Regions from separate parts of the Mus musculus genome. Here region 2 is linked to region 1. A link is a loop called in an ENCODE intact Hi-C map of the cell type or tissue named here. Cell type or tissue: gastrocnemius. All regions are shown on one strand. Links, peaks and the distances in the headings refer to the core of each region. The heading gives the core; the rest is flanking DNA.

Region 1 (15,104 bases), core at 3,283-11,282:
ATAGAGACGTTTGTGAATGGAAGTAATTATGGAGAGCTGCCTTACGAGTTACTCTATGAAACCTACCCAAGACAAGTTGAAGTCGGTCTCAGGCAAGAATGTTCAGCACGCCACAGACCAGACTAAAGTACTGGGGATGGGGTTTTTTTGAGGAGTAGTGTTGTTTAGAGCATTTTTCTCAGCAGCTACAGTCTGTGCAAGGCCCCCTTTGAACAGCTTAGAAAGAGCCCTGGTGACCTGAAAGGGTTCACTTGTCCTTCTCAATTCCAAGCTTCATGACTGGTGGGAAAGGTCTTTGTGTACCGTTAAGCCTCCAGATTGCCAACCTAGGCCTGCTGTGGATCTGCTCTAGGTAGAGTGAGTCACATTTGGTATGTGTTCCCTGCTTTGCAGATGATATTTCTGCCTTAGCAAGGACTAAAGGCTGTTCTGCTTTGAAGAACACACACACACACACACACACACACACACACACACACACTCCACCTCTTTGGCATTCATAAGCAGTGACCATACAGAAATGTCTTGGAATCCATTCCCCATTGGAAAAAGGTGTCGGTGGGGAATGCAAGCCAATGGGGGTGGGGTGCAAAACTGTGGTAAGCTTTTTTTTAACTATGGAGGGTGAATAACACCCAAGACATTTAGAAGGCATGTCCTGCATAAAATAAACGTGCCAGTGATAACTTGCAAATGTAGAGCAGCTGCTGTAATAACTGAAGCTATCTGCACATCTAGACCAGCAGTGCTAGAAAAGTGTTATTCTGGATGATCGGTTAATGAAAATTCAAATGAATGGAGCATCCTCTGGCTTTGCCGTGGGGGTCTTAGGGGGTAGGGCTGACTTAGATATGCTTTCAGTTACAGAACAGCAGCATCGTCAGAGTCACTAAGGGGTCCCCACTCCAAATCCCTGCACTGAGCCTCTGCGGACGGCACATCTGACATCTTTTTCTGGTTGACCACCACTGCTCTCCACCGCCATTTTTTGGGCTGACAGTGTGTTTCTGTCACTTAAGCTGCTGTGGTCACAGTCCCCCGCCACACCCCTTTATCACTGTGTTCCTGGTCCTCCATGACCTGTTATGGTTTGTTATGCAGATTTTATAAGCAAGACATGGAAAGCAATCGGAAAAAGGCCCACCCTGGAACAGAGCTCAGTAGATACTTACGCATTACTGTTATTATTGTTTATCTGAGATCAGTATGTGTCCCCCCAACCCCTACCCCCTGGCTCTGATGATCATTAAGGGAACATAGTGTTTTGTTTAACAAACTAACTAATTTCAGCAAATACCCTGCCTTTTTTACTATTTTTTCTCTCTCTTTCCATTCATTGCTTTGAGTGCTTCTCAGTTTGTGGCTTTCCTTGGCTGTTAAATTGAATTAGATTGAACTGTAATTTCTGAGTCTCGGTGCTGAAAGGAGAGAGCATCCCTGAATTTGAAAGTAATAAAAATAAGGTCCCACTAGAACATAGTTTGTTCAAAAAAAAAAGGTCAGGATGGTCTCTAATGCCTTGCATGCTCATTTTGAAAATTAAAAGAAGAATTTAATAATTTGTAATTTTGAAGAATTACACATATTAATAAATAATTATGCAGGCAGAAGAAAGTAATGAAAATATATTCCATTTAAAAGGTTTCAAAGTGTGGACTTTCTAGTCATCTATTTTAGCTTTATTTTCAATTAGACTGAGTTTATGTGTATCTTTGTTTTTGTTTTCTTATTGCTATGGTAAAAACAAAACAAACAAACAAAACCCTAAGAAAGGCAACTTTAAAAAGAGTTTATTCAGCTCACAGTTCAAGGGTGTGGTCTGTCAGAGAGAGGGAGTCACCGGGACAGGTGTCCTGAGCCTGAAGCAGAAATGAATGCATGCATTGGCGTGCTCAGCTTGCTTTCTCCACTCTTATGCAAGCTAGGATCTTCTGCCTAGGGAATGGTAACACTCACAGTGGCTAGGTGGTTCCACCTCCGTGAATGTTACCAAGAAAATCCCCCTTAGTCGTGCTTAGAGGCCCATCTTTGAGGTGAGTCTAGATTCAGTAGAGCTGGTGATTAATAACTGTCATAGTGAAAGAGTATATATTATTGTGGCTATCACCCATCTTTGTTTATGCCAGGGTGGTGGTTTGAATAAGAATCACTCCCCACCCCCCAATAAGGCTCATATATTTAATACTTAGTCACCAGGCAGGGAGTAGCACTCTTTGAGAAGGATTAGGAGGCCCATGGCCTTGTTGGAGTAGGTGTATCTCTGGGGCAGGTTTTGAGGTTTCAAAAAGTCCATGTCAGGCTCTGTCTGTCTGTCTGTCTGTGCAGATCAGGATGTAGCTGTTACCTACTTCTCATCACTATGCCTGCCTGCATGCAGACATGCTTCCTGCCATGATGGTAATGGACTAAATCTCTGAAGCTGTAAGCAGTCCCCCAACTCAATGCTTTCTCTTATAAGAGTTGTGTTGGTCATGATAGCACTTCACGGAATTGAACAGTGACTATGACAGCCAGTAAAAAGAGAAGAGTAATGCTAACAGTTACAATTAAATTATTACTGCGAACTTTGCTCAGAGGGAAAGGTGATGCTGTGTGGATAGAGCTCGTTTGGGTGTTGGTCACTTTCTGAATCTTGTCTGTGACAGGACACTCCTTGCAGACCACAGTGATTCCTCTGTGGTAAGGTGAAAGGTTTCCCATTTACAAAATTCTCTGATTCATTTATGTATTACTAAGCCTGTGTTTACTGATGGGCTACTATAGGCATCATGGGCACAGCAAGTGAAGCAAGCCCTGCTCTTATAGACCTTATACAGAGTACACAAGGTAGGAACCAGGTATAGAAAGAGCTGGGTAGGAAAGCCGAGAAGCAGAGACAGGGGTGCTGCAGTTTGTTTAACTCTGTAGGAGCTGGGACAGACAATAAAACCAGTTCTTAATCAGACACGCAATAAATTTATAATGATTGGCTCTATGAAGAGGACACTGGGCAAGAGATGAAATAGCGTTGCAAGTGTGGGATAATCTGGGGGCAGGCAAGGGCAGCTGATGTGGTAAGACGAAGACTGGACAGATCTGGGAAGGCATGACGCATGAAGGTATCCATGAAGAAAGGGGGAGTCTGTGAGGAAGCAAATTCGAATGCCTCAGTGTGAGGCCTCATTTAAGAACACATTGAAATAAGGAAGATACCCACAGTTTACACTGAATGGAGGAACAATTGTGTATGCTCCAGTTGCCAATAATTATATCTAACTTTTGAAGCTCATGCCTTTAAAATAGTCCAGGACCGGGAAGAAGGTTTTATCTTTATTTAGGGTTAGATCTTTTAAAGATCAGGAATCAATATGAAAATCGAATGTCAGGGTCATGGAGTGATGAGGAGGAGGAAGGGGGAGGGGAAGAGGGGGAGGAAAGGCAGGGCCCTGATATAAAGGTCACTGTATACTAGTCTGGAACTACTTGCTAAGCCATTTGTCTTATATCTAGATTTCAAAGCTTTCTCTTGTTAGCAGACACCGGAACAAGAGTGAGTGTGTGGTGGGGAGGGCAAATTCTAAACTTTCTTTAGCTCTGGCTGTGTCCATTCACCTTAACATAGTGTCCTTATATACCTGTACTGTGAGCTTTGACAGCTAGAATACAGAGAGGCATGTCAATACTATTTGTATCTTCTCTAGATTTCTTTCTAAAGAAATAAAAAAACAAAGGATTTTTAAAAAAATTACATTTGTATGTGTTCTCTCTCTCTCTCTCTCTCTCTCTCTCTCTCTCTGTGTGTGTGTGTGTGTGTGTGTTCATGTCACAGAGAGCATGGGGAGGTCATATGACAACTTGTGAAAGCAGGTTCTCTCCTTCTACCATGTTACTCCCAGGAATTGAACTTTCATCACCAAAGTTGGCAGCAAGCACCTTTACACAATGATCCAATTTGCTGGCCCCTACAAACAAAGAAATTGAATTCTTGGAACTGAATCTAATCCTGAGGTATCTGCATACATCTTCAGAGCCCATGATCCAATGTACCCAAGGTCAGGGAGTGGTTGACCAGTTGGCTATTCTGCTCCAGGGACCTCATGGCCTGATGTTGGTTAGGATAGTGAGTCTGGAAAGATTTGCTCAGTGCAGTTTGTGTGCTCTCTTCCTTCAATGCCTGAGAGTTTGAGAGTTTTTTCACCTTCAATCTCAAATAAATGCAGACAGTTCCATTTATGACCTGAGAGATAACTGCCTATTTCAGGAATCAAAGCTTGGCTGGGTCAGGTAGGTATATTTAGAACAGAAAAGAGACTGATAGACAGCAGAGGATAGGGGGCCTTATGCAAGAAAAAACTGGGTAGAAAATTCAGGTGGAGGTAGAAAGAGGAGAAAAAAAAGAGGAGAAGGAAGAGGAGGAGGAGGGAGGAGGAGGAAGATGAGAAGGAAGAACGAGAAGGAGAGAGGAGGAAAGGGGAGGAGGAGGAAGGAGGAAGGAGGAAGAGGAAGGAGGAAGAGGAAGGAGGAGGCAGAAGGAGGAGGAGAGAGGAGAAGAAGAGCACATTATCTGTTCAGCCCTGTAAGAGTATGGACAGCAAACAACTGCTCATGTAAAGCAATGTTCAGGGTAAAGCTGGGTGTGAACAGATGAACAATGGAGGCAGGAAGATTGTCCTCTGACAGTGCGTTTGCCACCAGGGTACACTTAACTTCATCAATGTTCCAGTGTTGAAGGAACCTTGCTTAGTGGAATTCTGGGAAAGGAGGGACAAGACTTCATTGTAAGGAATTCCAGTGCATAATTAGGGACCATGCTACTGGATGAGACTGCTGAGGGAAGGGGTTCGGAGTTCCTGATGTCAAGACCTGCCGGGTTTGTTATTTCAATGGCTCCTTGAGAGAAGGCTTCAGTGCCCAACATGGCTTGAGGGGACAGCATGCCCTTCTCCTGAACCCCTCCACAGAACTGATTCTCATAGACTTCTTTCCCCACTCAGGAGCCGCTATGGAGTTATGTTCTGTCTCTACTTCTCCTCAGATGGAAATATCTTTCTCCTTAGTTGTGGTGTAGCCTAGAAAGAGCCAATGTCTGAGAGCTAGGGCTGTTTGCCAGACCAGGCACAGTTCTGGAAAGATCTGTGAGTTGGCCTCCCATTCAGCAGGTGCTTGCAGGCACGCTTGCTTTCATTTATCTGTCTTTGTCTGGACACCAGGTTGGGTGAGAGAGAGTCATCGAGGGTGACTGCCAGCTACTGTATAGCCTCCACAATTCAGTCCTGCCGTCAGGCAGAGGGACTAGAGACAGATGATCCAGGAGGTCTTCAGATACGAGACGGTGCTTGCCCACCAGGCCAAAACCTAGTGCCTTTCTACAGCTGATACTTCTCACGGGTTGCCGGAGATTCTATGAGCTAATAATTCCAAATAACTTATTTATTTTAGATGGGAGGAGATTTCTGTCTGATTCCATTTAGGAAACATGCCCTCCTTGGTCAGTCAGACAGGAAGAGTGTAACTATGTAGATGTAACATGTCCACTGGGGAGATAAGCTATTAGTTTGGTGGGTAAAAGTCTCTTGCAGGTTCAGTGTTAAAGGATGGTCCTCCCCCCCCCACCACCGTTTGATGCTTTGCACAGTAGTAAAAACTTCAAGAGGCACCGCTTGATGGAGTCCCTAAATTGTTGCAAGTATGTCTTTTAAAGGGGGAATCCTGGGACTTCTGGTCTTTCAGTCCTGGGGAGGTGAATATCTCTGCTCCATGGCTGCCTCTCATCTCAGCCTATCTCCACCAAACCCTTACAGGGACCTAAAGCCACAAGGCGAGTTGGTCATGGCTTAAAAAGCTTAAAAATCCTAGGTCAAAGTAAATCTTGTCTTTCTGTGAGTGATTTATCACAGGTATTCATAACAGCCAGAGAAAACTGATCAGCACATCTTCGTAGCACTGGGAACAGTTTAAATGTCCACAGGGACAGAGGCAAAGTTGGGATCTCGAAGATTAGACTCAGGAAGGGATGATCTGGGACTCACGACCAACTGATGTCTGTTTGAGCTGGCCATGGAGTATGCTCGGCAAGTGCTAGGGGAGGCAAAGTTTCAGCTGTAGGCCGGGAAAGGGAATCCATGCTTCTGGGATGAAGCATCATCGCTGGGTATTGTGGGATGAAGTGTTGCTCAGAGCAACAGGTAGAAAGGAGGTCTAAAGACGAACGCTTCTAAGAAGAGGGGAATCCCTCCTTTCTCCCTCCATGGAGCCACCTGTCAGAGCACAGGTGAACTTCTCAGAATCCCAGGCCCAGCCTCTCAACGCAGATGATAGAATAATTGGTTTAGAGACGAAAGTGTAAAGATTGCTACGCTGTGTTGGGACAGACTTGCAGGATGGGAGTTGGGGGGTGAGCAAAGGATTTAGGGAGACTCAAATAATATTCTTGTATAGACTTATGTGGGCTTCTGTAGAGTAAGATGGCCCCCTTCTCCACCATCTAAGTAGAGAAGGCTCGGCACAGGCTGTGAAACATTTGGACTTGGAGGCAGCTCTCCAGAGCTGGAAGGGCCACCGGAGAAGTGAGAGCAGGATAGTGCTGCCCTCTTGTGGACACCTGTGGTTCTGCAGGACGGTAGCTTAGTATTGAAGTCAGGTGACCGGTGTCTGCGGAAGGCAGGTAACAGAATGACACACACTGAGGAAGGATGGTGTGAGACTGATGGAGGGGAAGGACACCTCAGAATTGGTCCATGACCCAAAGAATATGTGACTGTTTCTTCAGAAGAATGGAAATCTCTTATCCCTGAAGTGCTCTGGACAATTACAGACACCCGAAGCAGAAGAGATAAACCCATTTCCGAATAATGGAATCTTTAAAGCAAAGAGGTTTGTGTTTGTTTGTTTGTTTGTTTGTTTGTTTGTTAAATAACAGAGTAAGTTGGCCAAAGCTGTGTAAGGATACAGGCCAGAGTTCAGATCCAGATGTAAAAGCCAGACATGATGGTTTGTGTCCGTAACTCCAGCATGGGCGAGTGGAGACAGGGAGGTACCTAGGGTTTGGCAGCCAGCCTAGCTGTTAACAGTGAGCTCCAGGTTCAGTGAGAGACTGTGCCTCAAAAAACATAGTGGAGAGCGATAGGGGAAGAACCCAGTCAGCACCTGGCTTCTACGTGCACAGGATGGGTGATTGTACCCACATTCACACTCCCTTCACACACACACACAGACACGTAGGAGAGAAGGACCGGAGAGGCACAGGATGGGTGATTGTACCCACATTCACACTCCCTTCACACACACACACAGACACGTAGAAGAGAAGGACTGGAGAGGCACAGGATGGGTGATTGTACCCACATTCACACTCCCTTCACACACACACACAGACACGTAGGAGAGAAGGACCGGAGAGGCACAGGATGGGTGATTGTACCCACATTCACACTCCCTTCACACACACACACAGACACGTAGGAGAGAAGGACCGGAGAGGCACAGGATGGGTGATTGTACCCACATTCACACTCCCTTCACACACACACACAGACACGTAGGAGAGAAGGACCGGAGAGTGGGTATTTTAGGCTAGAAAATAGTTAACTAAAGGATTATGATCACTCTCCACTAAAATTCCACTGGAGTGTGTGTGCTGAATTTTAAATGTTAGCTAATTTCCACACACCAAGAGATACTGTTGAAAGTCATTTTAAAATGTAAATTCTATTCTCGGTTTGTAGGATATGAAGACAGGCAACAGGCTGGTCTGGGCATGGGGCTGCAGTCCCTGGACATCTGATGAAGGACCACCCTGTCATAGGTAAGCCACTGGGTCATGCTATGGCAACCTGTAACCTGTAACCTGTAACCTGTAACCTGTAACCTGTAACCTGTAACCTGTAACCTGTAACCTGTAACCTGCAACCTGCAACCTGCAACCTGCAACCTGCAACCTGCAACCTGTAACCTGCAACCTGTAACCTGTAACCTGCAACCTGCAACCTGCAACCTGTAACCTGCAACCTGCAACCTGTAACCTGTAACCTGTAACCTGCAACCTGTAACCTGTAACCTGTAACCTGTAACCTGTAACCTGTAACCTGCAACCTGCAACCTGCAACCTGCAACCTGCAACCTGCAACCTGTAACCTGCAACCTGCAACCTGTAACCTGCAACCTGTAACCTGCAATCTATAACCTGTAGCCTGCAACCTGTAACCTGTAACCTGCAACCTGCAACCTGCAACTTGTAACCTGCAACCTGTAACCTGCAACCTATAACCTATAACCTGTAACCTGCAACCTGCAACCTGTAACCTGCAACCTGCAACCTGCAACCTGCAACCTGTAACCGTGCCTGTACTTCCTCATGACATCCCAGGAAGGAAGCTGCCTTCAGGTGCCCACAGGGACTGGCTCCATGGGCCACCAAGGACGGGTAGACTGGGCTTACTGTTCCCTGATGGCTATTTTGGGTGCCCGTGGGAAAAGCTCTGCTCTGAGGTTTCTGTTCACCACCCACCCCCCTTGGTGCTCAGAGAACCTTGTTCTCATGTTAACTGTACAGATGAGAAACTTGAGGGGTTTAATTGCCTTTTATGATATTCTCTTCTTTAATGTTGAGGATGCTGTTATCTTTTGGACAACAGAGACAGGAGTGAAGGTTGCGTGTTTGTGTTTCCTTGGATGCACACAAAAGCTCTCTAAGGTCTCTTAGGGCCAGGGTGGCACTCCATGGACAAGGCAGGGAGAGAACTGGTGGTAAGCTTCCCAGGTTTGGAACCTTACAGTTTGTCTGTCTCCTTTTCCTATCCACTCTGCAGTCTACAAGGAAACAGAAATCCCAAGGCGCAGATGCGTTTTCCAGTGAAAGATGTACACTCAGCTGCTGATGCTAGGAAAGAGATTGGCTGAACAACCTAGAAAGGAACAGGTGCCGAAGAGGTGTGGTGTGGATGACCCACTTGAGGGCAAAAGAGGCAGTTCTTCCACGGGGTACAGAAAAAGGACAGACAAGGGCTCTCTGCCTGTAGCCAAGCACTGGGTTGTGCTGAGGGGATGGCAGGGTACCCTAACTGTCAGAGGCTGAGCCCAGCGTTCACTGGAAGGGGGAGAAGGAATACGAGGGTAGAGATCCATGCGTGACGTTTCAGACTTGCCTTGAGACACACAGAACCACAGTCGCCACTACAGCCTCACAGACCTGCCCAGAAAATACACAGAGTCCCTGGTCTGTGGAGCGGGAGGCTGGGCTAGCTACGTGCTAGGGCCCATGACTAGTGCTTCCTGTTATGGGATAGAATCCAGAGCATACTCAGAGAAGCAGGCCAGTGGACTCACACAAACGCCCGCCCTGCGGTGTAAGGAGGTGAGAAAGAGCATCTGCCCTGTGGCTCAGGGGAACCGACTCAGCCTGGGAATGAGTCAGTGGGAAGATGAAATGCTAAAGTCCTCTGATGGCCACGGTCCCATCACCCTGCCCAGATGTGGGAGATTTCAGTCAACTTCAGGTCACACCCATCTCCCATGCTGGCCAGCAGCACAGCAGACCAAGTGTCCCGCACAATCCTGCCGTTAGCTGCGCTGACCTAGAGGGCGAACCATGTGGCTGCTGCGACCTGCTGAGGGAGGCCTGGGGCAGCCTGTTGCAAACAGCAGCGGGCAAGACACCTGTGGGTGGGCGGCAGGGGGGCGGGCGGGCGAGCGGGCGCTCACTGCTGAATTTGGCAGTGCTGTACGGGCAGCTTTCTGCTGACACCCAGGGTGGGTCTGTCTCTGCTCACATGTGAAATCAATGAGATAATAGATGTGCAAACACTTGGGAAAGCCACCAAGCTCCTTGCTGCACTCTCCCCTGCTGCTCCCGAAGCTCCTATTTCTGCCTCACCCTCACCCTCACTTCTGAGAGCTCCTACATTCAGCTCATTTCAATATCGGTTTCTGCTGTTTCTGCTCGGGTCCAGGCGTTGGATTTCTTATTTATTCCAGTTTATGTCTACTTTTGAGGTCAGCCTCACAGACACCAGATATGGTGATCATAGACCCTCTTCCCAAGTATGTAACCCTCCCTCCCGGCCCAAAGCTTCCAAAGACTTACTGCTGTCAGCAGAGGAATAAACTCAGAGGCTGGCCACCCTGCACTGTGCATTCCCAGGGGCCCAGTCGTACAGCTCTCCTTGAACTCCTGCCCTTGGTTTCTTTGCTCAACTCTGCCATCTCCCTGAAATGCCTTCACCATCGCCCGACCCGCTGACAGTTTCTTCCCCTTTGAAAGTCAAGGTTCGAAGGTTGTGGATAAATTATTGATGGGATTAAAATAAAAAAGAAAGAGGAAATGGAGTCATATTTCAAATGTTGCAAGGAATTTTTAAAAAATTAAAAATAGAGTCTCACGTATTCCAGGCTGGTCTGGGACTCACTGTGTACCCAAAAATGGTCTTAAACTTCCGTTTTACCTACTGCCACCTCGTGTCTTCTGTGATTAGAGGTATGTGTCACCATGGCCAGTTCTATGTTTACACAGGCAATCTACTCCCCAAACACGTACCCATTGGGATCTTTGCTTTTTTTTAAAAAAAAAATATTATTAATAGGTTCATGTATCAGATATGCATTTTATACAAGGTCTGCAGAGGACTGGGGTGACATTTCAGTGAGATTCATATCTGCCCAGTTAGGGCTACAAGACAATGTAGAACTGTGAAGATGGAGCTCTTCCTTTGTGTCTTTCTTTCTCAAGCAAGCACAGTTACAACCTCAATACCGGCACACATACATCTACAAACTGGATATTGCCCTTTTCGCCCTGGTTACCAGGAAGCTCAGAGATGTATGTTTGACTCTCAGTTATAGTATTGATTTGTTCACACTAATGCTCATAAGTAACAGTTGCCCACTGTGTACTTAGAACTGTTACAGTCATGCCACCTTGGTTCCTGCCTCAGAAAAACCAGCTCGTACAAATGGCACCTGCTTGCCCTGTCCTTGGCTTTGAAACTCTAGCTTACAAACCTGATGCCTGCACTACCGTCCATTGTTAAAGTAAGGCTATTCAAAACAGGCATCCACTGTTCTGAGTCACAGATTTCCATCCTTTTGCTATAGACCAATAGACAGTCCCTCAAAGCCAACTTGGACACAAAAACACAATGCACACATCCTTGGATGCAACTGTGACCGTTTCGTAGGGTGTTCTTTACATTTTCCCCATGTTGCCTTGTCACACAGAGTGACATTTAGCACTCTATCCTTTATTCAAATATCACCTCCAGGTTAAGATCTTGGGGTGCTAGTTCGCTTTCCTGTTTCTAGTCTATAATTTTAATTTTAAAAACTCCATTTCAATATTGATAATGTTTATACACCACCTTGGATCCTGTTTGGAAGCTAAGCAAGATGATTAAATAAACTGATTGACAGTTTATTAGCGACATAGCCGTCTCCCCACTGCAGCTTAGCATACTGGCAGTGCGGGCACATGTGCTGGCCAGGCCCCTGCTTTCTGAAAGCATCCAGAAGAAACTGGAGTTCCTGACAGGGTTGGGAGGGCCTGTCTCCTGTCTCCATGTAGATCCCATTCAGACCTGTTGCCTGTGTCTTGGGCATTGCCTGCCTAGGGGCCTGTTCATAGCTACTGCTTCCTATCATCGTAACGTGTGATGTCATATTCGTGTGAAGGGGAGTGCATGTTCTGAGTCAGTCTTTGTGTTCCCGTTCATGATCAGTCACCCTGTTGCCTTCAACCCTCTGATGAGGCAGCAGTGCATCATGGTGTTAGCCTGAGTAGAACAAATTCCCAAATGCCTCATGGCTAAGAAAAGAGAGAAAATAAAAGGGAGAAAGGGGGAGGGGCTGAGTTTTCCTAACACTCTCCTGGGACCCATAAGGCCTTCTGCTAAGTTCTCTCTCTGTCTCTCTGTCTCTGTCTCTGTCTCTGTCTCTCTCTGTCTCTCTCTGTATGCTCTTGAATGCATTGTGTATGTGCATTTGCATGTGTATATGCTCTCATACGTGTGTGTGTGTGTGTGTATTTGTCTGTGTGTAGGTGTGGACCCGTGAAGGTCAGAGGTCAACCTCGGGTGTCATTTCTTAGGTATTACCCACCTTGTTATTTGAGACAGGTTTTCTCATTGGTCTGGGGCTCATTATGAAGGCTAGGTTACCTGGCATGGGATCTGCCTGTCTCAGGATCCTTGGTACTGGGATTACAAGTGAACACCACTGGGCCCTGCTTTTTTGTAGGGTCCTGAGGATTGAACTCAGTTCTCATACTGATGAGGCCAGCATCTTATCACCTGACCTATCTCCTGGTCCTCCAGGCCCCACCTCTTTAGGACTCTACTGCCTCCTAATAGTGAACATGAACTTCGGGGGATCAGTGCAAACGCAAACTATCCTAACTGCTGTATCCTCAGCAATACGAAATTCTTCACTGGTACCTCAACATCAGGAGATGTCTGCCTGATTTGATTATGCATGTGTCACACAGCAGCCAAGGCATCCTTGATGCTAACAGACCGCACCTCTTTGTGGATCCCCCTGTGTTGATCCTGAGCAGTCACTCTATGTGCTCTGTCTTCTTCGGGCTCTTCTCAGGTCTCTCTGTATAATGTGACGTGTCACACATGAGTGTCAGATACAGGATATGGTAGAGAGGAGGGGGCCTCCTGGGAGGAAGCCTGCACTCTCAGGACGTCTATAGCCTACACGAGATGAAGGGAGGAGGTAACTGATTGCAAGATATGCCTGGAACAGACAGGTACAATCCATGTGAACCTCAGTGCTGATGGCTGCTGCCACTCACTTTAATCCAAGGCACATGTGCACATGTGCTCAGCACCAGAGCTTCAGATGTTAACACAACTGACTTGCAGGAGCGAACCATCCAGAATACTGAGATAACAGTATCAAGTGGAGAGCACCCGGTCTTGACCATGTGCTGTTAGTCCTTTCATATGTATGTGTGTATACATATGTGCACATGCGTGCACACAACACATATACTAAATCTTCATTCATCAAATGAGGAAACAGAGGTTCCCTAAAATGAAGGAACTTTCCCAAAGCTATTGGAAATGTCAAAGACCAGCCCGTGGTCATCCCAACTCCACAGCCCACCTTCCTTACTGTCCTGTTGTGTCACCATCTCAGCCATAGAACTGCAGTCTGATCAAGACACCCAAGGGCCTCAATTATTCAGTGTGAAGTTCTCAATGATAAATGTCCCTTTAGGAGGTAGAGCCTAGCTGGAGAGAGCCTGTCACTGGGTTGTGAGCTTTGGCAGCTCATTAGCTGCTCCCACTTTAAATTGTTCTCCCTGATTTCCTTTGTTCGGGTGAGAGGTGATCTGCCTGATTCTCACTCCAGCTTCCTGCTGCACATCTTCCCACCATTCGTGGATTTTCCCTCTGAAACCACAAGTCAAGATGAATTCTTCCTTCCAGTTGCTCTGGTCACAGTGCTTTATCACAATGACAGAAAAGTATACCCATAGGCTTAGATTTTTCAAAAACTACTTTAGTTATGGTTCTTTATTGCTTCAACCTCTCTTCTGGCCCACCACCCACCAGAGGTAGGGGAAAAGAAAGGTTGATAGGAAATGGGGGTTGTTGACCTTTTAGAAATAGTTCTTGGGGGGGGGGCAATTCCAATATCCATTGTCAGCAATCCAGTCTACTAGCAAAACGCCAAACATGGACCACCACCAGCAGCAGTCCAGTCCGCTCATCAAACACCACACACGAATCAGTAGCAGTGTCTCAGTCCAGTAGCAATCATGAGGCACGAGTTCGTGGAAGCAGCAGGAAGCAGCCAGAATACCACCAGAAGGTCTTTGGTGAGCGTCTCTCTATGACGTCACGATAAGCAAAGATCAGCAAAGAAAGCAAGGCGAACCGATGCATGAGTGTCATCCGCTGTCTGTTGGGTTATGCTTACCCTTGTTCCAAACATCACGAGGCTCTCAAGTGTCCGTGCCAACAAAACATCACAGGACACAACTGAGTCTCCAACGAAAGCAGACATTCTCACTGCATACATCCAGTGACAACTGCTATTCCTAGGCACACAGACTCTGAACACTGATAGAGTTTCTGCTTATACATAAGAGCCAAGATGACTGTCCTTGAAAGGTTACATCCCCAAGTGTATGGGTAGGTTAGACAGAGGGTTAGGGGTTGAACATGAGGTTGGCCAGGCAGAGGATTAGCTGTTTCACACCCACCATTCCACAAACTCCTTATTACTCTCAAGTACTGTCTAATTCCTTTTATAAAGATGAGACGAGAGTTTAAGTGATGTATGATTAAACTGCTCAGAAATGTCTGGGCTGGTTTAGAGCTCAGGGCTCTGTGTTTCCAAAGCTCACTCATGATTGTTCTGGAACAGTCCATCAGAGTGGGCCACAGCTTCAGGGCACTCTCTAAGCTGGGACACACGTATGCAGGTGGCATACCATGGTCCCTTTGGTGTGTGACTCACGGGAACATCACAGGTGGGTCTGACCAGAGTGCTTATCAAAGGTGCTCACAGTGCTGTGGTCAGAGAGGGTGGCATGAAGGTGACTCTGCTCTGAGCCCGATGGGGCTTCTTTCACCCTTGGGGCTGTTCTTGCTTGCTGGAGAGGGGTCTCACTGATGGTCTTGGTGCAGAGGCTGGCTTGGAATGACTTCTTTTGATCCAGAAAGAGAGATGCTCTTGGTACTTCAGCTCAGTGAAGAGACTTGAATGTTAGCTCAGGGCCAGGAGATTCATGGGGAAGGAATGCAGAGGTGAGGGGCATGTGCAGTTCCAGTGTCCCCTGCTCCCTACCTTGGTGTCTCTGGCTACCCTGTCACTGTGTGGCTGGATCTATGTAAGCAGCAGTGTTTCTGCTTATTTTGCTGTGGTTTGAAATGTATCTTGGCATTTCTTAACAAAGAACACAGCTTTCCCTTTGTGTTTTCCTTAATAAAATACAGAAATGAGAGCAAGAGAAGGAAAAGTAAAAAAAGCAGTCTCTGTCATTCCCACTCTATGCAGGATCACATCCTACCCTCCCTCTCACTCTCCCTCCCACCAAACTCCCTCCTCCCTCCTCCCTTCTCTTTCTAAAGCTTGGCGGAAATGTGTGATTCATGAGTCTGAGATTTTTGTGTGTCTCT
Region 2 (15,104 bases), core at 4,632-12,631, 250 kb after region 1:
CAATGAACTCAGGATTTCGTCATAACTATAATATGAGCAGAAGAGACCAAGCCTGGCGTTACCAACATTTAACGAAATGTTCAACAGTTCTAACTTGAAGTTAGCTGGGCTAGCAATGATGCTGGGTGAGACCATCAGAAGCCTAAAGGTACTAGAAGATCAAATTAGCATAAACCCAACATCTGTCCGCGTACAGACTAGAGGAAAGGTAGCTTGATAAGTGGTACAAAGACCCCAAGCCTTTAAATAAACTTAATGAAAGCCAGGGATATCCTATTGTTGCCCAAAGAGTTAGCGCAAATTCCGTCTGCACAAATGCAAATACAAAATCAGGAACTAGGAAAAAGAGGAAACCTGTGTGTTCTAATGCCTTCTTTCTAGAAATCTTTTCAAAGATGTTATCTTGTTTCCTTAGAACTTATAAGGAAACATCAGTTTTATCCCTATTTTTGCAGATGAGTCAGGTGTTCAAGATACAGAATAACTAATTAATTTCCTCAAGATCATATAGCCAGGAAACGGAAATGCCCGAGTTCATGCTCCAGTCATTTTGCTTGCAAAGCTCAGATATTGCCAGTGCCTGATAATGAGGTCTCAAGAAAACACATGGGGTTCAGTTTACACGGGGTCAGGATGAGAGGTGAGAGTAACAGTGGCTAGAAGGACAGGGTAGCCGGGGCCTTTTCTGAAGCTGGTTCCCTGTGCTTCACTCTGAGGCTGCTTCAGGGCATCACATTTTCTGGGTCAGGGTGAGGATCAAAGCACAATGACCTACAGTCAGGAGAGATCCAACAGCTGCCCTGCCAAAAATGGCGACTGTACGTATGAATAACCAGCACGCTAAGGATGTTGGGGGCCTGAGATGCATGCCCAGCAGCTGAATGTCTGCCAAGGGGTTCAGGGAAGCAGAGGCAGCTTGCTTATTCCAAGAACACATCTTGAGCGATGAGTGGGGAATGTCACTCAGACGCTGTTTCCTGCTATGTAGTAAGTCTCATGTTGCTACTCACAAGAAACGGTTCCAACTTTGCTTTTGCTTAAGTAACACGTATTCATGATCCTGCAGTTCTGTAGACCAGAAGTTCAATAGAGACCTCACTGAACTAGAGTCAAGATGCTCTCATGGCTCTAGAATGCTCTTTTCCTCTTATTTTTCCAGCATCTAGAGATGACACATTTTGGGCTTGTTGCTTCCTCTGTCCCTAGCGATAACCCTACATCTTTCTGCATAATCACAGCTTTCTTGTACATGAAGACTCTTAGCCTTGAAGAATTCAAGATGATTCATTTAGGTCCACACCAATAACTAAGGATGGTCTCCCTATATCAAGGTTCTTAAAGCTTTACATCACATCTACAGACCCCCTTTGCCATACAAAGACACATTCAAGGTATTATTAGTTCATGGCATCGTTAAAGGCTGCCATTATGCTCACCATACATTAAGCATGGAAGAGGACTAAACACAGACCTATACAGCAAAGGCTTCCTTGACATCCTGATCTTGAAAATAATTCAACATGAAAAGGACCTATTTCCGATGCTGGCACTGCAGATTAGATTCTCGTACACTACGGGAAGTTGACCAGATGTTTTTACAAGGCCGCGTCAACCCTGGCACAAGAATTCTGTCGAGGCAAATGGCATAGTGTGCTAAATGATGTTGCTCCCAAATCTGTTGCTCTCAGCTTCAGGATGTGACCTTATTTGAAAATAGGGTCTTTGCAGATGCAATTAATCAAATGAAATCAGGCTGGGTCAGGGTATATCCTTAGGCTAGTGACAAGTGTCCTTATAATAAAAGCAAGATACAGGGCAAAGAAGTTTATGTGAGGATAACAGAGCATTTGAAATGGAAGACCACAGTTAGAAGCTACCAGAAATAAGGAAGAGATGGGGAGGATTCCATTCAAAGGCTGAGAGGAGGTTTCTGATGCCTTGAATTCAGACTCTGGGGTTCCAGGCCTCCTGGAGAATGCTCTTTTGTTTCAAACCCCCTATTTGTGGTCATTTGCTGTTGTATCAGTCCTAGGAACAGATGGACTGATACAGGGGAAGAGTTATTTTGTCACACATGCTCTCCTAACTTGTATCAGTACTAGGAACTGATGGATTGATACAGGGGAAAAGTTATTTTGTTGCACATGTTCCCCTAGTTTTCCAACCCTGGTCCTTTTTAGCATACTGTTCCTTATGTCTCCTCCCTCATGTCCCTCTATAGTGGTGGCTAAGGAGTCAGGCTTCAGTGTCTCGTAGCCCAGAGCTAGGACCCAATGTCTCTAAAACTCAGTTCTCCTGTTTATAATAAATCAATGAGCCTAACCTTATCGACCCTGTAGAACTGTGGTGAGATTTAAACAACTTGTTGTTGGTAAAGGAAGCTCTCAAAAATGCCCGTTCACTCTGTGATTGTTTGTGGGCTCTGTATTATGTCCTGGTACTGTCTTGAGTTGCTGAGGTATCTCAATTAACAGCACCGATGCCAGTGGCAGGATGGTCCACCCCCATCAGGGGGTGGACAGTGATAGAGAGAAACATAATAAGTGTGTAAATTACATGGTAGGCTGAGGCATAAGAGCCATGAAAACCTAAAGCATAGAATGAGGGGTGAGGAGTATTTGTGAGGGATTTGAGATTGAAGTGTGTGTGTGTGTGTGTGTGTGTGTGTGTATGTGTGTGTAAGTTGTGCATGTGAGAGAAGTTAACCTCAGGGATCACTTTTTAGGAATGTCCATCTTCCGACATGAGACAGAGGCTGTCACTGTGATTTGGGGACTAGACAATTAGACTAGGCTGGATGGTAGGAAATTTCCCAGAATCCTCTTGTCTTTACCTCCCCAGCATTGTGATTACAAGTGCCCACCACCGTGCCCAGCTTTTTTCCTTAATGTTCAAGACTTCAAATTTGCCCAGAAGGCACCTTAGAGGTTGAACTGTGTCCTCTGTGGGTTAAAAATTTTAAATAAAGAAGTGAGGGTAGTCTTGGGACAATAAGATTTAAATGGGGGGAAGGCATTAACTCCACTTGAGTGAAAAGGAAGGAGTTAACTAATGCAGGTATCCTCCAAAGATCAAGAAGGGCACCGAGATAGGAAAGGCTAGGCTGTAGAGCTGGATCAGAGCTGAGGCCAGAGAGATGAAGGGGGGACAGAAGTGGGGATGCAAGCAAGGAACGTGGAGATAGTGGAAGGGCTTTGTAGTATTTAAAGAATTAATGCTGTTGATGCCATGGAGTACAATTTATGAAGGTTGAGAATCATGTTAGTCCCCATGTGAATCTGGCCAGTATAACGGAAAGATGTGAAAAGTTCTTGACTGATAAGTGTTGATCTAATGTTTCAATACGTTTGACTCATGAACCAATACCAAAAATAGAGGAGCAACACGCTCGAGACTGGTCCTATGTCTCTGCTGTTCATTGCTATCCGATGGCAATGAAGGGGAACAGAGTGATTTACTTAGAGGAATCACTCATCTCTAGCCCTGAGCTTCATCTTGAACAACACTTGAATAACAGCATTTCTTCAGTGCATGCGATGGGAGAGCCTAGAACATAAGGTGTTTGAATACTAAGTAAATCTTCTATTGGTTCTCTGAAAATAACTATAAGGAAATTCTGCTACTTATCACTCAGAAACTTCTTTGAGCCTTTTATTTTTTCATGACTATTTTTACCTTAAGTTCTAATCTCAACCTCTTTTCTTCTATCCCAGCACCTGCTCTGGGCCCCTACAGAGGCCTTTTTCATTTAAGCACTTCAAAGAAAGGACGAACTCACTATCCCTTCGGAGGCTTAAGCCCACTTTATCATCTTAAGCACTTAAACCGGAGGAATCAAGCCAAGTATTCTTAGCTAGGCAGGTTTGCCTGACCTGAGTCCGGGCGAAGGACTTCATGGCAAAGCAGATCCACCTGACAGTGACTAAGATCCCCCTATCTCCAGGTCCTAGAGCTACACCAGTCACCCATGGGATGTTTCATAACTACAAACCCCAGGACCAAACCCCAAATCGGTCAAGAGAGAAAGTCCCGGCAGTGGGGATCAGGAAGCTGTACGTTTTGTCTCCCTACTGATTCTGACACAAATCTTCCATAGACTTTGTTCACACAACTTTCTAGGAAGCCTACACCTGCATCTGTAGTATCCTTCCTGTTTTATTAAGATTTTGGTGTGTGTGTGTGTGTGTGTATGTGTGCGTGCATGTGTGTACTTTCTTGTTGTGATGCAGTCTCTCGTTGAACCTGGAGCTCACCAGTTTCTCTAGACCAGCCTTGCCTCCCTAGCGCTGGGATTAGAGGTGTGTGCTTCCATACCAGGCTTTTTATGTGGATGTTGGGGATTGTACACAAGTCCCATGCTTGTGTGGTGAGCTCTTTCCCAACTGAGTAACTCCCAAGCCCCTTTTTCCCTGATTTTACAGACACCTCTGAAAGAAGTTTTCCCAGCCATTTTGACAATTCACTCGGTTTTCTAGTAAAAACAAATAGCTAGGTTTTCGATGACTCAGCAAATTCCATTTTAGTAGAGAAGAGATCTCCTAGGATTATTATTTATTCATTTTACTAATATTCATCTGAGCAGTTTGCTAGCCCTTAGGAATATGATGGGAAGACATGGTCCTGACTTCTGGATTCTTTGCCTGCTGTAACAAAGACAGTAGCCAATGCGCTGTGAAGATGTGGAGAGAGTAGATGCCTTATTTATGTGGGTATTTAGGCAGATTCCCAGACAGGTGCCTGTTATATAGCAGTAATTAAAACATCCTGTCCCAGAGAGATGGGGGAGGCTTAAAAGATTCAGGAGGCTCCTAAGGAAACTTCAGAGGCTCAGTTTTGTATACCATTTTCCTCACAGCCTGAACACTGCTCTGGGGATGGGGGTGGACTCCTTAAATTCACGCAGTGATCAGTAAACTTCCCAAGTCTACGGAAGTTCCTGAAATGTACAAGGTTCACACAGCTCTGTCTTAAGGATTCTGCTGAGGAGTAAGGCTACTGTGGAGAGTTCCTTACCTGCAGGCTTGTTGTCAGGGAGTTACCATGAGTTCCAGGGATGTACCCTCCAGGCGTGGGATTTTCAGTGATGCAGCTGTCTTTCACTAGTCCCCGCTGTGTGTAACCCCTCACTCATACTTGTCTAACTGAACCTGAGGGATGCCTTAGCTCGCTATGCTAGATTCGTGTAGGTATTCCTTTGGTCTGTTGTTGGTGCCCTATCTGGTGTGAAGTAGACATTCATTCACATCTTTTGCCTCTATTGCAGACTTGGACACTTTCTTTCCTTCCTTCCTTCCTTCCTTCCTTCCTTCCTTCCTTCCTTCCTTCCTCCCTCCCTCCCCCCTTTCTCTCCCTCCCTCCCCCCTCCCTCCCTCCTCTCTCTCTCTCTTTTTCTCTCTCTCTCTCTCTTTCTTTCTTTCTTTCTTTCTTTCTTTCTTTCTTTCTTTCTTTCTTTCTTTCTTTCTTTCCTTTATGTGCATTGGTGGTTTGCCTGCATGTCTGTCTGTCTGTCTGTGTGAGGGTGATGGATCCCCCATAACTGGAGCTACAGACAGTGGTAAGCTACCTTTTGGGTGCTGGGAATTGAACCCGAGTCCTCTGGTAAAGCTGTCAATGCCCTACAACCCTCAAAAGTTACAAGATTCACCAGACACACCTCCAATGTTACAAATGGAGTGAATAATCTCTGGGAAGGAGAGCCTCTTTGGGGAGCTGCCTGCTTGTTATGCAGCGGGGTCCACACATGCACCTTTTGTAATTTGTCCTTTGTGCTCAGTTGGACTTTGTGGTGGCACGGCTGCCCTTGTACACTCATGATCTTGTAAGTGGCCCCGGTAACTCCATTGCTTGGCCAAGCTGTATTTCTATAGAATTGCTTCATTGATCTGCTATCAGTACCTTGTCTGGGGTGAACAGATACTTGTTCACACTTGCCAGGAAAAGTCACAGCGCTGTGTGTATCACAGCAGATACGTGTATCTGCGTTTTGTACATATTTGGACAGGTGGGTGTGCAGATCCATTCCGTTTGCTCACGGACTGTTTGACTTATATCATCTTCGATGCTATAGTTATAATGAATGAGCTCAGTTGACCTTCTATGTTTAAAAAGTGTTCGTGGGATGCCTAACATACACATTCCCCCCTGTAGGCACCATTGCTGTCAGAAAGTTCCCTGCACAAGCAGATGCTGTGGTCCACAAGGAAGATAGCATGCTGCACAGCCTGTGATTGCATACCGCACAGCCTATGGCACTCGCAGGCAGACCTGGTGCCACGATCAAGAACAGCATATTCTTTACTGGTGTTTGTCAAAAGAGAACCCAGGTCTCCACTATACTCTGGGAATTCACAGGCCTCATTCCATGTATCATGGAAAACCATCAGTGTATATGTTTTTTTTTTTTTCAGCAAATGTGCCCACAACCTATCTGCTCGCCTCACATAGAACCAATCCGTTATTTTGAATATCCTTTGTTTTAGATTTGTTGAAGGGATGCAAAGGGGCTTTGCATTTGTTTTTAAGTTACACTTTCTTCACAGAATATTGGCAAATATTGCCAAGGCAGCCAAGCAAAGATTCCCTAAGCAGTGCTAAGAATTCTTAATGATGACATTATTAATGCTTCTCTCTTCCCGTTCTCTCTCTCTGTGTATGAGTGTCTATGCACGAGCGCACACACGTGCAAGCGCAAGTGTGATTTTTATACCAATGCCTGAATGCATAGGTCAGTGTCTGTATATGCAATGCACCCACAGAAGTTACTCATTAAAATTAGGGTGCTTCGATTTTATTCAACCTTTGCAATCATAAAAGGAACCCAAGGTAGGTAATAGTATATCATTCTGCCAACAGGGAAAAAAAAAGCCTACTTGTGTCTGATACAAAGATGTTTGTATTTATGTTGTTGTTGTTGCCTGCACAACATGAGCCTATCATTAACCATCGGGATTTGTGTGCATTATAAAAGAAACATTTCATTTATGACAAATAAAAAAGCAACGAGAATGCCTCACGGTCCCCCTAAAACACATGCCCACGACACGGTGTCATTTACAGTAATGATTTACATGGATTAAGCCTGATAAGTTTAAAGGTACGAATTGGGATAATTTTGCATTTATGAGATGTCACCCCGAGGTCAGGAAATAAATATCACGGGCACCTAGCAAAGCAAGTTGAAAGGGTGACGGGGCATGAAGTCGTGCCTCTAGGGTGACTGAGGGTGTTCCCAGCTCTGACAGCAGCCTGCCCCTTTTGTCTTCCTCTGTATGTGTGTGTGTTTGGGGGCAGAGGAGGGACATGTGCAAATACCCTGAAGCCTGCGGTTATTAACAGGGCACCAGCTGCTCTGTTTTTATTGCTGTCAGTCACAGTGTCCACCTCTGCCAGTCTGCGGAGGTTCAGCCTCGGTGATCAGAGTGCAGGGCTGTTGGTCCGCATTTGCCTTCACTCTGCCCTCTCCTATCTTCCAACCAGAGTTTTTTTGTTGTTGTTGTTTTGTTTTTTTTTTTTTTTTTTTTTTTTTTTTGGTTTTTTTTCGAGACAGGGTTTCTCTGTATAGCCCTGGCTGTCCTGGAGCTCACTTTGAGCTCCAACCAGAGTTTAGCCTGCCAGTTCCTCAGCGAGCTGCTTCTGAACAACAGATGTCAGACAGCGCCACCTGCTGACCTAAAAAGGGATATTTGCCATTGCAAAGCTTGTCTAACCCCAGCAGCTAGCACCCTGGCCAGTCCATGTAAGCCTACTGGGTGACCCATGTGTAGAAATATATCTCAAAAAGAAAGACAACTTGAGGTGGAAGTGGAAACAGACAGCACATGACTTCCAGACAGTGAGAGTTGGCAATACTGAGAAATTACTATTTAGAGATATGAGTTTCAGTTTTACAAAACAAAGGATTTGTAGCCAGGGAGATAAAGTAAAGGGGCTTGCCACCAATCCCGGTCATCCGAATGCAATCCCTGGAACCCACAAGGTGGAAGGAGAGAACTGACTTCTGCCAGTTGTCCCCACACATGGGTCCTGGCACACAGGTTTACGTGTGTGTGTGTGTGTGTGTGTGTGTGTAACACATGAATGAATATTTTAAAAAGATAAAGGGTACTGTGGCTAGCTGATGGTAATGGCTGCACAAGGCAAAGATAGAGAGTACTGTGATAGATAGCTGTGGGGCTATTTTGTAATTTGATGCTAACTCCGTTCTCCTGGGGAGGGGTTGCAAACCAGGAATGAGTCAGCACTCAGGTGATTTCCTGTAAATATTCTTCCCACCTTAATTTGTAAAACAAAGGCTAGAGCAGATAAAGGGAAGGTGGAGCTGAAAGGGGAGAGAGAGAGAGAGAGAGAGAGAGAGAGAGAGCTTGCAAGCGCGAGCACATGTGCACCATGTGCCTGCAGGAGCCCCAAAGGTCAGAAGAGGACATCAGATCCTCTGAAACTGGAGTTACAGGCAGTCTTGAACCACTGTATTGGTGCTGGGAACTGAACCTGGGTCCTTTTCAAGAGCAGTCAGCATTCTTTATTATGGAGTTACTCCACAATCTTAGAAATATCACACACACACACACACACACACACACACACACACACACACACATATATATATATTTGAGCAGGCACTTGTGTGTTTGTGTGTGTGTGTGTGTGTGTGTGTGTGTGTGTGTGGTACAGACCAGAAACTGATGTATATCTTCCCTGATTATTTTCCGCCAGCTTTTGAGGCAGAATCTCTGACTGGATCTGAAGTTCACTGATTAGACTTGGCTGAGTGGCCAGAGCACCAGGGACCCCCATGTCCATGCCCAACAACAGTGCTATAGTTATAGACGCAGGCCACCACACTGGCCTTTTGTATGTGTGCTAGGAATCTCAACTCAGGTTCTTCCGCTTGTGTGAAAGATACTTTGCCAACTCAGCTGCCTCCCTAGCCGGCCTCTAGCATAGGCTTTGTTCAAAGAGAGAACACAGGGGGAAAGCAGATGTGACAGTTTTCACATCAAATTCTAATGCAATCGTGGGTTATTAAAACGGTTTGTCGGTTCTCAATCAGCTGTTTATAAAATGAAATGGAGCCGAAATAAATAGTTGTCGGCTGCTTCATGTACTCATGGGAAGCGTCCCTTCCTATGCTCTTCACAATAGCTCTTCTCCCCCTCGTGTGGGAGTCCAGGGAGAAGGCCGGTGAGCTGTTAACAGGAAAACAGCATGGTGAGACTACATCCTTTGAGCTGGTAGATCCTGGTTGCTTCATGTCTGCACACTATGTCATGTCTTGCCTGACGGCATTCGTTTTCATTAGTCAGATAATACCTTAAAGCCAGAGGCAGTGGTTCAAGAAACTGAACAGACAGCCAAATGATCATTACTGAAGAGTATTCCTATGAAATCTCTCTATCTGGCCATAAGGCTCATTTGCTGTCTGTCCCAATATTTCACTCTGTGAACAAGTCAACTGGCTACAGGACACTCGAATCCAAAAATGCATGCCTCGTGGTCTCCACCATGCAAAGAACTCAGACAACATTCTTAGGTTTTTTGTTTTGTTTTGTTTTTTTCCCCCGAGGGTTTTCTTCATGGAGGATTTTAAAATCCAAACTGGGCTTATCAACTCCAAATATTTTCTAACGGAGGTATATGACTATGTGTGAAGGTCATAATAATTAGATGGCCCTTTGCCCCAGTCGGTGAGAAATTCAGAATTCCCAATGACGCTGAAATTAGTGTTAGTTCAGACTGGTTAAATTATACAGTGAAACATCCCAACAGTTAAACATAACAAAATAAACTGCTTTTTTTTTCCTTCTTGTTCATCATATGTCTTCTCTGGAAGCTCTATCAAAGTCTCCTCTACACTACCTCTTGGGGTAGCTTAAGTGGAGGTTTCCTCGGGAGGAGATGCATGGTTTCTTAGTCAGGGTTTCTATTCCTGCACAAATATCATGACTAAGAAGCAAGTTGGGTAGGAAAGGGTTTATTCCTTTCTCCGTGATAACTCCAGCTTGTGTCAAGTTGACACACAAAACCAGCCAGTACAGTTGACCACTTGTCAACTTGACACATAAACACATCACTATTAAGCCTCAACCTTTACTTTCTTATTCATCCCTAAGATCTAAATAGCTTTAAAAGCCCTATTTACAAATTCTTACATATTAAAATTTCAATCCCTTTAAAATATCCAATCTCTTAAAATTCAAAGTCTCTTAACTATGGGCTCCACTAAATATTTTCTTCCTTCAAAAGGGAAATATATCAGGGCCCAGTCACAAAAACAAAATCAAACTCTAACAGTTCAATGTCTGGGATCCACTCATAATCTTCTGGGCTCCTTCAAAGGCTTGAATCACTTCTCCAGCTCTTGTCTTCTAGGTTCCAGCTGCCTGTACTCCACTGCTGCTGCTCTTGGTGGTCATCTCATAGTACTAGCATCTCCAAAACACTGCTGTCTTCCACTGTAACTAGGCTTCACCCATAGCCTCTCATAGGCGCTCTTCATGGTGCCAAGCCTCAACTACTTTGCATGATCCCTTCAGTCCTGGGTCATCAATTGCAACTGAGGCTGCACCTTCACTAATGACCTTCCATGGCCTCTCACAGTGCCAAGTCTCAGCTGTTCTTCATGATGCCTTCACTCCTTCAAAACCACCTGGGTGACTCTTACACATTACCAAGTACAGCTGCAGCACAAGGTACAACCTTGGCTATCTCTGGAACACACCCTCTTTGTGCTCTCAGAAAACACTTCCCAGAAGACCTCAATGATGCTGGTATCTTCTTAATCCCCTTTAATTTCTTAGTTCCAGCTAATCAGCATCAATAATCCCAGTAATGCAAAGGTTTCAATTTAATAGTTCTGGTATCTTGTTAGTCACAGCTAACCTAAACCACAAAATCTTCACAATCAAAATAGCAGCAGCCCTGATAAGAGTCTTTAATTTTCTCTCTGAAGTTTCACAAGCCAGGCCTCCATCTTCTTCACTATTCTCAACATTATCTTCTAAGCTCCTATACAACATTCCACAAAGCTCTTAACATCCCAATGGCTCTTCTAGCTCAAAGTCCTTCCATAGTCCTCCCTAAAACATGGTCAGATTGTCACAGGAAAACCCCACTCCTGGTGCCAATTTGCCTTAGTCAGGATTTCTATTCCTGCACAAACATCATGACCAAGAAGCAAGTTGGGGAGGAAAGGATTTGTTAAGCTTACACATTCACATTGCTGTTCACCACCAAAGGAAGTCAGGACTGTAACTCACACATGGCAGGAGGCAAGAGCTGATGCAGAAGCCATGGAGGGATGTTACTGGCTTGCTTCCCCTGGCTTGCTCAGCTGGCTTTCTTAAGAATCCAAAACTACCAGCCCAGGGATGGCACTACCCACAATGGGGAGGACCCTCCCACCCTTGATCACTAATTGAGAAAATGCCTTACAGGTGGATCTCATGGAGGCATTTCCTAAAAGGAGGCTCCTTTCTCTGTGATAACTCCAACTTGTGTCAAGTTGACACACAAAACCAGTCAGTACACATGGCTTTTTAGCCAATTTTCCGATTTCTTCAGACTTGGACCTTGGTAACTATGCAGCAGCTTCATCCATAACCAAGTATATTTAGCAGCGCATTCTCTTGAGATAGTTTTAGTTCAGCTGCTTGTGGGGCTTGGATAACGAAGCCAAAGTAATCATTATGTAGCAAATAGAAAAGTTATTTGAGGTCAGGTAGGTCAATTAAGCCCCGAACTATTAAATGAAATAGTAGCTTGCTTTTGTTGAGCTAGCAATGTGTTTTAAAATCAGAACGGGAGGAATGGGAACACCGATGAGTTGCTAGCATGATTGACAGGCACACATGAAAGCCAAGATTTTATGTTATCCCTGCATAACAGGGCATGGTGCATATGCCGCCATCCCAGCACCAGCAAGGTGAGGACTGCGGGGCTTTCAAGCTACATAAGGCTTTGAGTTTCAGCTGCACGAGACCCAAGAAACAAACAAAAGTAAAGCTCAAACAGAGGAAAATCCAGAAATGGAAAAAAAATTATCCATAGTTTTCATGACCTCCAAACAGCAAGTGAGACGGGGTTCAGCAGTTTTTCGTGAACTGTGTCACTTTCTTGTGGGCAGAGATAGTCACCACACCTTTCTGTCCTTTGGAAGATGTACCCTTGAAGGAAACCTTGGTTGTTTTGTTGGAATCCTCTGCTCATTGCAGAACTGAATTACTCTGCAGACGATATTAATCGACTACCTCTTAATCAGTACAAACTGGGCAACACTATTTCCTCCATAAAACTCATCAACTGATGTAGTCAGCATCACTGACAGAAAAAGCCTGGAGCTCTCCAGGCTCGCAGCACAGTTCCACCAGGTGGCCAAGGGACCAGGCCCCTCTAGGTTCCTGCTGCATTGTTCTGAAAAGTGACTGTCATCCCCAAGGTCCAGGGCAACCTCCACAGCGGCAACCATTTGTCAACAGGATGAAGATCGCAGTGCTTTTAAGAGATAGCTCAGAAGTAGCTCCTGTGTGTTTGTGTGAAATGTTTGGTGGGTGCTTGTATCGTTTCTAGTGATCCTCTAACCAATTCTTCCAGATTAACAATCAACCAGGATTCTATAAGATCTGATCAAAGAATTTCTAAGTCCTGTGGCTTTCAGTGTTGGACATGAAGAGGATGCTGCGTAGATTGAAATAGAGAATTCCTTGGGGGAGGCAATAGGAGGATATGTAGACCGTAGGGATAGCAAATTGGCATGGAGTTTACTCTTCAGCCTTGTGCACATGCCTGTCTAGTTATATAAACTGCTCTAAGAAAGACATCAGAACACACTGGCTTACATGAGGACACATCTTTCTCATGTGCTAGGGTGATGGTGTTTGTGTATGGGTACTAGTAGGGTAGCTTTGTCCTCTTAAAAGCGTTCTCTTGTGAGTAGAAATGGTTGTTTTCTCCAGGGCTTTCAAAATGGCCAAGGACACCATTTCAAAATGGCACACCCCTGATCCTCGTGATGGTCCCTGAAGTATTCTGCTCCCACTCACATTCCCTGGCCATTGTAGCTCACAAACGGCCACACTGAGTGACTGGGTTACCAGTTGAAGTGATTTCTGTGAAACCAGGGGAGAGGGGACATCGTGGGCCAGCTAGAATCTCTTGAAGTCCTTTTCACTGTTGAGTCCTGTCATCTCTGGATGACCAGGTGGAATCCAGCACCAAAGCCTGGACTGTGGGGAGCTCCTTGTTTTATGGCTGATGAGTGGGCCATAGCTTAATGAAGGCAAACAAGGCCAGGGCTCTCTGGTAACAGAGACAAGCATGCCACCACATGGGTGGATTCTACTCAAACCTCAGTCACTATGGGATGACCGTTCCCCCATCATACTGGCCTTGTGGGTGGACTTGGGTGTCCGGTGCACCTAGCATTCATTCCATATAATATTTTGCTTTTCTCTGGTTGTATAGCCACATAAGATGCTTTCTAAGAGAAAGGCTGACATTTCAAGGAAAGTAAACCTTCTCTGGAATGCTCACCATCACCAGCTCAGTTTGCATAAATGAGTGTTCTGTGGAGAAAAAGGGAGTAGTCCTGGCCCTGAGAGACAGACAGAAGATGTTCCCTCCCACACACCTTCTTGCCTTCTCCTTTTTAATTGAGATATATTTAACGTAGCACAAAGTTCATCTATTTCAAAAGTAAAGTTTTTTTTACCTTAATGTCTTTAAGATATTGAGTTGTATAACCATCTTTATAATCGATTTTAGAATATTCTGATAATCATTCCATAAAACCCACCTCATTAAAAGACTAACTCTAGTTTCCCCTACTTTTATCTTTGGAAAATACTGCTTTCTGTCTCTATAGCTTTACCTATTCTGAACATTCCATGACCTAGAATCAACCACTAGGTGAATTTGGGGCAAGATTTCCTTCATATGGCTTATTCTTTTCAAGTCTTGTCCTTGATTAGTCTGTATTAGTTCATGTATTAGCCTGTCATTCCTTCTTACAACCAAATAATATTTATTTTATAGATATGACATGCTTATCGATTTATGGGCTGGTGGGCATTCTTCCACCTGAGGTCTAAGAATGCTGCTGCTCTGAGCATCCATGTGCAAGTTCTGTGTGAATGAGTTTCCACATCTCCTGAATACATACCTAGGATTGGATCAAACTGTAATGCCCAACTTTGTGAATATCTGTCCGGTTGTTGATCAATGGGAACATACCATGTATAATCCCACCAGCCATGTACGAGGCTTCTAACATCGCCACAAGCTAGTGAACATTTATTGTCCGTTCTTTCTATTCCAGTCATTCTGACAGTATCTCATAGGTATTGACTTCCATTGTCTCAGTAGTTAGTGATGGAGACCATTTGTTAGTGTTATTGTCAACCATTTGCACTCCTTCTTTTAAAAGGTGCTCAGTTAGGTTGCTTCACCATTTTAAAATTACATTGTCTTTCTGAAATTCTTTTTTGCGTATTCTTCAAATATTATAGATACGGACCTTTCTCAGATATATGATTTAAAAAAATATTGCCTTATTTCCATGTGGTACTTCAGTTCTGCTCCTGATTCTGGAACCTGTCTTTTTTCTATCTTGATGTTATCAAAGGCCAGTCGGTTTCAGGCAAAGGTACATGTGTAAATGCATTACGAGGATGATGATTTTAGTTATAATAAACAATATAAATCACCCCAGGTGATGGACAGGTGTCCATGGCTGCTCTGAGTTCTTTTGGGTAGGGATAAGAGTTTGGCTCATTAAATCAATCAAAATAGAAAACAGTCGCCAGTTTAGGTCAGGTCTAACAAGCTTATTTTGCTTATTATTTCTTCCTAAGTTTGGCTAGCAAACTGTTTACGTCAATAGGATACGTGAAATAAAATACTGCCCCTTCCGTGGACTGACCACCCACCTCCTCTACGGGTTTAGAATGGTTGAGGATGTCAGGGACGTGTGTACAACTCTCTGGTGCAGGGTATTGCCGGGACCTAGAAGCTCCCTAACCCTAATTCCTGCCATGTTTCTGTCTTTCCCTTCCTCTATTTTACAGTTGCCCCATTGCCTGCCCTTCCTGGCTGCCCGTCCGAGTCTCCAT

What was found. Hi-C counts contacts between places; a loop is a spot of excess contacts. Peaks named below come from ENCODE experiments on the same cell type or tissue, not always from the same donor. Only the 100,000 strongest peaks of a DNase experiment are listed, where the experiment ranks them.
Region 2: it touches region 1 in a loop (3-fold over the local background); 6 of 42 quality-filtered maps call a loop at or near these places.

Annotation. Positions count from the first base shown.
Region 1 is chr1:167,663,390-167,678,493 of GRCm38, forward strand. No RefSeq gene overlaps it. Among named protein-coding and RNA genes, the nearest start is that of Lmx1a, 19 kb to the right of the region's middle. In gastrocnemius, for the core only: no CTCF peak of the experiment used is centred there; a DNase peak (open chromatin) is centred at 6,564; H3K4me3 peaks cover 257 bases; H3K27ac peaks cover 392 bases.
Region 2 is chr1:167,907,775-167,922,878 of GRCm38, forward strand. No RefSeq gene overlaps it. Among named protein-coding and RNA genes, the nearest start is that of Lmx1a, 230 kb to the left of the region's middle. In gastrocnemius, for the core only: a CTCF peak has its summit at 7,672 (motif pointing left); DNase peaks (open chromatin) are centred at 7,370 and 7,663; H3K4me3 peaks cover 376 bases.